2 separate regions of the Homo sapiens genome follow, and region 2 is linked to region 1. Evidence: chromatin contacts called from ENCODE Hi-C or POLR2A ChIA-PET data. All regions are on one chromosome and are shown on one strand. The core of a region is the stretch at or near the end of the contact, and the rest is flanking DNA. Distances in the headings are between cores, read along the strand shown.

Evidence for each region. Hi-C counts contacts between places; a loop is a spot of excess contacts on that map. ChIA-PET counts read pairs that join two places held with the same protein, here RNA polymerase II (POLR2A). Pooled maps may share reads with other maps.
Region 2: a loop to region 1 is called in a pooled map, with 2.6 times the contacts of the local background. The contact joins two enhancer-like sites. A Hi-C loop is called at or near these places in 5 of 50 pooled maps. POLR2A ChIA-PET finds 5 or more read pairs at or near these places in 3 of 52 experiments (CD4-positive, alpha-beta T cell, activated CD4-positive, alpha-beta T cell and activated T-cell).

Annotation. Positions count from the first base shown.
Region 1 is chr13:50,104,849-50,108,649 of GRCh38, forward strand. The region is part of intron 1 of DLEU2 (deleted in lymphocytic leukemia 2); the gene reads right to left. The region is part of intron 2 of DLEU1 (deleted in lymphocytic leukemia 1); the gene reads left to right. Among named protein-coding and RNA genes, the nearest start is that of DLEU2, 19 kb to the right of the region's middle. Within about 2 kb of position 1,828, at least 3 of the 41 ENCODE cell types and tissues checked have a DNase peak (open chromatin) inside an H3K27ac peak, as active enhancers do.
Region 2 is chr13:50,235,328-50,239,128 of GRCh38, forward strand. The region is part of intron 2 of DLEU1 (deleted in lymphocytic leukemia 1); the gene reads left to right. LOC124900337 (a long non-coding RNA gene) reads left to right here. Exons shown (of 2, transcript XR_007063796.1): 2 at 1-3,801. Among named protein-coding and RNA genes, the nearest start is that of DLEU2, 110 kb to the left of the region's middle. Within about 2 kb of position 1,749, at least 4 of the 41 ENCODE cell types and tissues checked have a DNase peak (open chromatin) inside an H3K27ac peak, as active enhancers do.

The sequences.
Region 1 (3,801 bases), core at 578-3,077:
TTGAAGCCTTTGCCAGCCATTCTTTCCCTTTTTGCTTCCAAACTCCTCAACTGGGAACCTTCATATGTGCAGTATTTATATTGGATCATACTGGTGATTATAAAAGTTCCTAGGAGGCTAGAAGAGCCAACCAACAGAGAAGGGAAAGCAGTCTGTTCTGAACATAGGGACATAAGTTCATTCATGCCAAGTATCTTTCCAGCATGTTTCTCCCATTTAGAATATCTAGCATGTAAGGCCTTTCAATATTAATATAAGCCCAATATCAGCTCTTTCTCTTTGTATTTCATCTCTTTCTACTCTCCTATTTGTATTTTGTGTTCCTATCAAAGTGTCGTATCTGGGAGATGACCTGCCTTATCCTGTTCTATAACAGTTTTGTTTGCTGCTGTGTCTTTAGAACAGTGCCTGGCACACAGTAAGCACTCAATAAATCTTTGATGAATGAATGAATGGTTATCTTTTCTCTCTGGCAATCCAAATTCACCACTCCTTAAAAATTCTACATAAGATTTGCTGGCTGGGCGCAGTGACTCACGCCTGTAATCCCAGCACTTTGGGAGACTGAGACAGGTGGATCACCTGAGGTCAGGAGTTTGAGACCAGTCTCAACATAGCGAAACCCCATCTCTACTAAAAGTACAAAAATTAGCCGGGCGTGGTGGCAGGCGCCTGTAATCCCAGCTACTTGGGAGACTGAGGCAGGAGAATCACTTGAGCCCAGGGGGGCAGAGGTTGCAGTGAGCTGAGATCACGCCACTTCACTCCAGCCTGGGCAAAAGAGCAAAACTCCGTCTCCAAAAAAAAAAAAAAAAGATTTGCCTATTCCAGCAGACTTCTACCCAATATCAATCTAGATTTAAATCACTTGATTTTCCACATCCCTTTAGCAATTATGTATAGTTTGCACTTCATTAACCTACCCTTATTTATGTTACTTCTCACATACACCCATATCTCTTCTGTATTTTCAATCAAAAGATAATGCCTCAAATGTTATATATATTGTATGTGCCACTCAACAGTGCCTCATATGCTGCAAAAAAAAAAGACAGTAAACAATCGGGGTACCTTTTTGTCTTTTAAGCCATATTTTCTGGGTCAGTGTGGTCTTTCAAGGGAGTTTAGACAGGCTCTATTTTTTGTTACTTCACTCCTATAGTATGTGACTGTAAATTGTTCCTTCAGTGTTCAATTTAAGTACAAACTAAAGAGAAACAGTTTCCTAAAGAAAAACATTTTAAAGTTACAGAGACACCTATGTGTTCGTAACATTTCTCCAGAAATATTTGAAGTAACGTAAAACTTCTGGACTGGTCAGTTTAAATATTTTCTTGGAATTTCTATAGAAATTTCTGTGGAATGGTGTTATATTGGAAATATTAATTAACTATAAGAAGACTCCTACTTCTTCACAGAGAACAAGCAGGGATATCCTGGATTTTCACAGTATTTAGGCCACTCCTTAATTGTCTCATGAAGGAATTAAGGTAGTGGAACACATTCAAGAATTGCTTAGGTGTCAAAATAAGACAAAGTGTAACAGTTTTTTTCTGTAGTAGATTTTTAAATAGTTAAAAGACTCTGCCCTCTTTATCTATACTGTATTCTGGCAATAATAAAGTTGGGCAGCCTATACATAAAAGCAATTTCTAACAATGCCAAATTAACAGCAGTTTCTTGGCCCTTTCCTTTCCCTCCATGAAAGTTACAATATTAGGTTATTTCACAGGTTTCCTCCATGCCCCCCATACCCAACCTAAAACTGTGTTAGGCTGTCAAAGAAAACAAATCAGGTAAGATTAGTGTTTGCCTTTACGCAGTCATTCTAAGTACACATAAAATCATACATAATATGAAAATACAGCAGGAAGAGAAACATCAAACCATAGAACTGAGTTTTAGTTTTACTGACATTTATATGGCATACTTCCTGTTTTTGATTTCAGAAGTGCAACCATGCAGTGCTTCTATGAAAAACTGAATAGTTGAGTACAGTTTGAGGATTATAACAACTTATCCAAAGGAAACAAACAGACCTAACTTACTGCTGTTTTCATTTGTGGAACTGCTATCTTTGTTGTAAAAAGTTGAGTATTTTTCAAACATCATTTAATAATAGGGTAGCCCCTAAAACAAGTAAGGAGCTATAAGTCTGAGTTGTGAATTTGACTAGTAATGGAATAAGAAAACCAAGCCAAACTCCATCTAAATATGTATGTAAAGGTAATGCTTGTAAAAATTTGCTTTTTCCTCATTTTGAGATTTCAGTTGCCAGTTGACTATTGGTATGCAAAATTAACAATTCTGCCTAAAGGAGGTAAACGATAGAGGTTAATTCTTAAATAAAAGTCCCTTTGTTTCACTATTAACTTTTTCTATTTGAAGCATAATTGTGTCAGCTAATTTATTTTTTGGTAACCACTTAGGAATTTGGGAGGGAGGGGGGCACTCAAGTAAGCAATGACAGCCAGCTAGACATCAAAATCCATGTTCTCACTTCATGGCCGTACAGATAAATTTCATTTCCTAGCCTCTCTTGCAGTTAGATGTGGGCATATGACTAAGCTCTAGCTAGTGGAATGAGAATGGATGTCAACTACTTTAAGCTCTTTAAGTCAACTAAAGAAATCAACTACTTTAAGCTCCTGTCCCTAAAAAACTCCCAACAGACTGACCCCTCCAAGGAAACCTTGGAAGTTAGGTCCTAAATGCTTAGGTACAGTAAGACCTTGGAAACTACTAAAGAAATAGTAAAGTAAACTTGTTTTGCAAGAACAACTTTGAGCCACTATATATTTTGGGGATGATCTATTATGGCAATTAGCCTGCCGTCATTAATTTGATCTATAAAACATATATGAAGTGTCCCTGTGATACACAACTCCAGTGGTCACACACTGTAATGTATGCAACTGGGATTTTTCTGAAGCACAACTGAGAGGCTACAGGTATGCATACATATGGATATAGGTAAATGTTCCTCCCAGGAGTGGTAAAATGCTGTGGCTTTGCCAACTAACTCCAGCTTCTCTCATGGGTTTTATTGTGGATGATTATTGATTTGTGTAAAGGAACTTCCCTTTTGTGTCTGTGGTAATAGATAAAGGTGGAATGGATCCTCCAACAAGAATCTTGAGGGGAAAATATATACTTATGATCAAAATAAGATATCTTTCTTGGGTTTGTCCAATAGTGATGGCTACATAGTCTTCCTATTACCTTTTATCTACAGGCAGGCAGTAGGCCATAATAGTATTAGAAGCCCCTCCCTTTCTCCAAAAAAAAAAAAAAAAAAGTGCTCTGAGCAGTAAAGATATTTAATTTAACATATCTGCGCTTCATGTTTCTCATCTGTAAAATGAGAGTTGGATTATATCACTTCAAAAGTTTCCTTTTTTCACTAAACATTCTCCCATCTATGACTACAATGTCCAGAGCTAATGGTAGAAATATATATATATATATTTTTTTTTTTTGAGAGGGAGTCTCCCTCTGTAGCCAGGCTGGAGTGCAGTGGTGCAATCTCAGCTCACTGCAACCTCCGCCTTCGGAGCTCAAGCGATTCTACTGCCTCTGCCTCCCTAGTAGCGGGGACTACAGGCACGCACCACCATGCCCAGCTAATTTTTTTTTTGTATTTTTATAGAGATAGGGTTTTAACATGTTGGTCAGGATGGTCTAAATCTCTTGACCTCGTGATCTGCCCGCCTTGGCCTCCCAAAGTGCTGGGATTACAGGCATGAGCCACTGCGCCCGGCCAAAATAATTTTTTTTGTTTTCTCTTTTATTTTGAGACAC
Region 2 (3,801 bases), core at 499-2,998, 130 kb after region 1:
TAAGCAGGAAAGTCCAGGCTACTCCTGGAAATGACGATAACAAGAAAGAGACAAAGCACCTGAAAAAGCATGTAGAGTTGTTGAGCTTTTATCTTTCTTTCTGGTTCAGCATCTGGCATAGTAGGTGCTAGACTGACACTTGTTGAATGAATGGAGGTATAGTAGAAATAGCTTCTCTGGGATTAATTTTATGGTTTGTAGTTTTGTTGCACTATGTATGGGTGGCATGTTGAAGGAAAACCCTGAAGGCCTAGATTCCAGTCCCACTTTCGCCACTCATTACTTCTGTGACATTGGCCCAGACACTTTGACTTCTCTGGATCTCATTTCCTACTTGTAAAACAGGGACAATAATGCTGTCCTTCTCATGCACATGGTTGTTATTTGCATTAAATGAGATAATGGGCATGAAAGCAATGGAAAACTCTTAAGGTACTCTACAAATATAGAATATAATCATTTTGAAAGCACCTGGCTTTGTAGACAACTGCGTGAACTAATGTATATTGATCAAGACATGTGTCTCGTTAGGTAAAAACTGAAAGTAAAACTCATACACTTAAGATGTGAAAATAAACTCAGCATCTGGCGTAACACTAATTTCAAAAAGTAGTATATTAATTTCAAGTAGGAAATTAAAACAATAAAACTGTGATGTGAAAAATGTTCAACATTGATGCCTCTGACCTACTTCTGATGTCCAACATATTTACAATTCTCCCGAAGACATTTCTATTAGGTTAAAACCCATTAGTATTTGTGAACAAACACAGAGTTTCTACCATTCACTGGGCACTATTAGGTACTAGGTGTCCGGGGATATTTCTATTGCTGTTCTTAGCTCTATTGTTGGTTTACTTGGCCAGTGGTTGCTAGCTTTGCCAGTGTGTGTGTGTTTGTGTGTGTGTGTTACTTATCACAAGTTTCGTTAGCTTGACAAAGAGCTGTGTATATTCATTTACATGACAAATACTTTTTTTGGATTAGCAACTCTAATAAGTACAGGGTATTTAGAAACTGTGTGTGTGTTTTTCTACCTGCAGTCGTAGTCTTAAGTATGTTTCTTAATAGCTATTGAACATAAGTTTAATATTAGCTGGATGAATAAAGTATTAGTTACTGTATTCTCTTAAAAATAGACGTAGCTTTGTTACAGCACAGAAAACTGAGCTGACCTCTTACTAGATTGGCTAAAATGAATTCTGATTAAACATTTTGTAATGGTTTATAAAGTTCGCTTCTCTACAGTATATTAAAAGATTTGTTTAAATGTTGACTGTAAGTTTGGTAAAAATGACAAAGCGGTAAAAATGACATTTGGTAAAAATGACAAGGCTTACACTTTTTGATGATGTTCATTTTCCCCAAAAGTACAGCTAAAGCTTTATCCATTATAATGAGAGTTCAGAAAAGGCAAATGACCACCTCTTTTTTTAAACCAATATGTCTTTGTGCAGTAATTTTCTTGTGGCAAGTGGCATAATCTGGGCGAAGGTAGTGATAAAACTCAGATATATTTCAAGAAAGCGAGTAAACACACTAATGACAATATTCGTATATTACATGCATCTGCTGCTTATGTACTTAAAAAAACTAAATAGGAAAATCTTACTCATCTCTGTAGAAAAACAGGGTAGAGATTACAACTTGGGGACTTCGTGATATTTTGTCTGTGTGCAGTTTGTCAGAAGGCAATTTATCTAAAGCTGGAAAAGGATATGGTTTGGCTGACTAAACTGTGTAGTGATACGAGTGATACGTAATGATAAAAATGCTTAGGGGAATTTTCGGGGCGCTCAAGTCAAGTGTACAGTGCTGTGTGGGTGTAAAAACCAGACTTCTCTCTCTGTGAAAGTTGCTGACATTTTATACCACATGCTGGACCGTTAAATCACAATTTACGTGGTCACTTGTAAATACGCCTGGTGGTGGAGGGCGAGCTTGTTTGTGCACACTTTGACATGCTTCCCTGTTGTGTGCCTCTCCCCTTTTTAAATTGCACTGGATACTTTTGTTCTGGAATCCTTGGCTGTCTAACCTGAAAGCAGTTTGGGTGAGAACTCTGGAACTGATTTATTTTCATAGGTGCTCCCTGAGGGGAGGTTTGAAGGATAATGCAGAAAAGCAAGCCTTCCAATCCTCCAACTAAAGTTCTCTAACTTGCTATTAACATGATTTCAGGCTTGCTAGAGTGCCCGAAATTCTGACATGAAGGGATTCCTTCTTCCACCACTGGGATTTGGAAGTCCCTAGGATGTTTGAATGGGGCATATTATTTAAACTCATTTTCAGTCTCCTCATTGGTAAAATGGGGCTACTCATACTTATCAAAGAGGGTTTTTGTGGAGATCAAATGAGACAATGCAAGTCACTTACTTGATATATGCTTAATAGTGACAAACATAGTGATATATATATATTAATAGTGATAGTTATTGCAATTTTTCTTTTTGTTAGGGGGAAGAGGAGGACAAACAGGCCTTTAACATGGTGGAGAATTTGTTTCCCTTCCAAATACAGTTGGAGGATTACAGAATTGATGCTCAAAGAGAAGGCTTTGCTTTCATTGCTTAAGAGGGTTTCTTGGAGAGGTTCAGCAAGAGAAACACAAAATGAGATGTAGAAAGGGGATGGGGAAGGAGACTGCATACTAATGTGTTTCATTTCCAAGTGCTTTAACTTTTCTAAGCACTAAGTCATCTGCTAACTTGTCTTCATAATATATGGGTAAAGTTGGCAGGGTGGGTATCCCTTTCTACGGGTGAGGAAACTGGAGTGTGGACAGATAAACTCACCTGTTGTCACACAACAAATCAGTGGTACAGTTGGGATTAGGACCCATGTCTCATACTCTGAGCACAGCAGTCTCTCTATTAGGTGACATTCTCAGAGTTCAATAATTTCTTTCACAGTTTTGTGTTCAGACCTGGGGTCCCCATTGCTGAGCCTATTATTGGCACCTTACAAAATATCACATATGAGAAAGGTTGTAGTCTCTTGGTCCAAAGGACTACTTTCACCTGGAGATGGTTGGAGTTGTAGTATCTGAGTTAGATAAGTTTTCACTTCACGGTCATGGGTGGAGGTCTTTCTTGGACTTGGGCCAGGAAGAATCACTGACCAGGAAGGTCACACAAGGCCTGAGTCCTTTCTAACACCATCTGTGCACTGTATTTCAGGGCCTAGTGGCTGCATTGAAAGGAATGGAAAGTAGTTGCTGGTTATGTTGAGAAATATCAGGAAAGTGTGATGCCTTTCTCCTGTATTCCCTCTTCCCTCCCTCATTTTTTCACTTTATTGATAAAAATAATCCCAAAAGATCAGAGAGGGGTTCTATAGGTGTTAAACCACTGTGTTATGACTTGAACTACAAAGCCCTTGGGGGCATTCAATTTCCTCATGTTTTGGGGTAGCAGCAAAATTTAATTTTAGGTAGAAAAGGGTTAACTTAGGGGCAATGTAATTCCCAAATTATCAGTGTGAAAATCATCTAACTGTATGTGAAAAATCCAATAATGTTAAAGGTAATTATCTGGGAAAGTAAAAATAATACACAGGTCTTTGGCCAGAAATAAGGATTTGGAACATTTCTCTATGCATAGAGAGTTCTCTAGTAGGCAAATTTAGATTCATGTCAGTCATTAAAGGTCCCTGTGAAGTATTTAGTTTATCAATTTAGCGCTACATTTTTCTACAAAGAAGAGTTGGAGTGGTTTAGGTAAGAACACAGATATGCTAAAACCAAACCAGATGAACCCAAGACAGAAACTAGAAAGAAGGCAGAAGGAGAGGATGAAGATG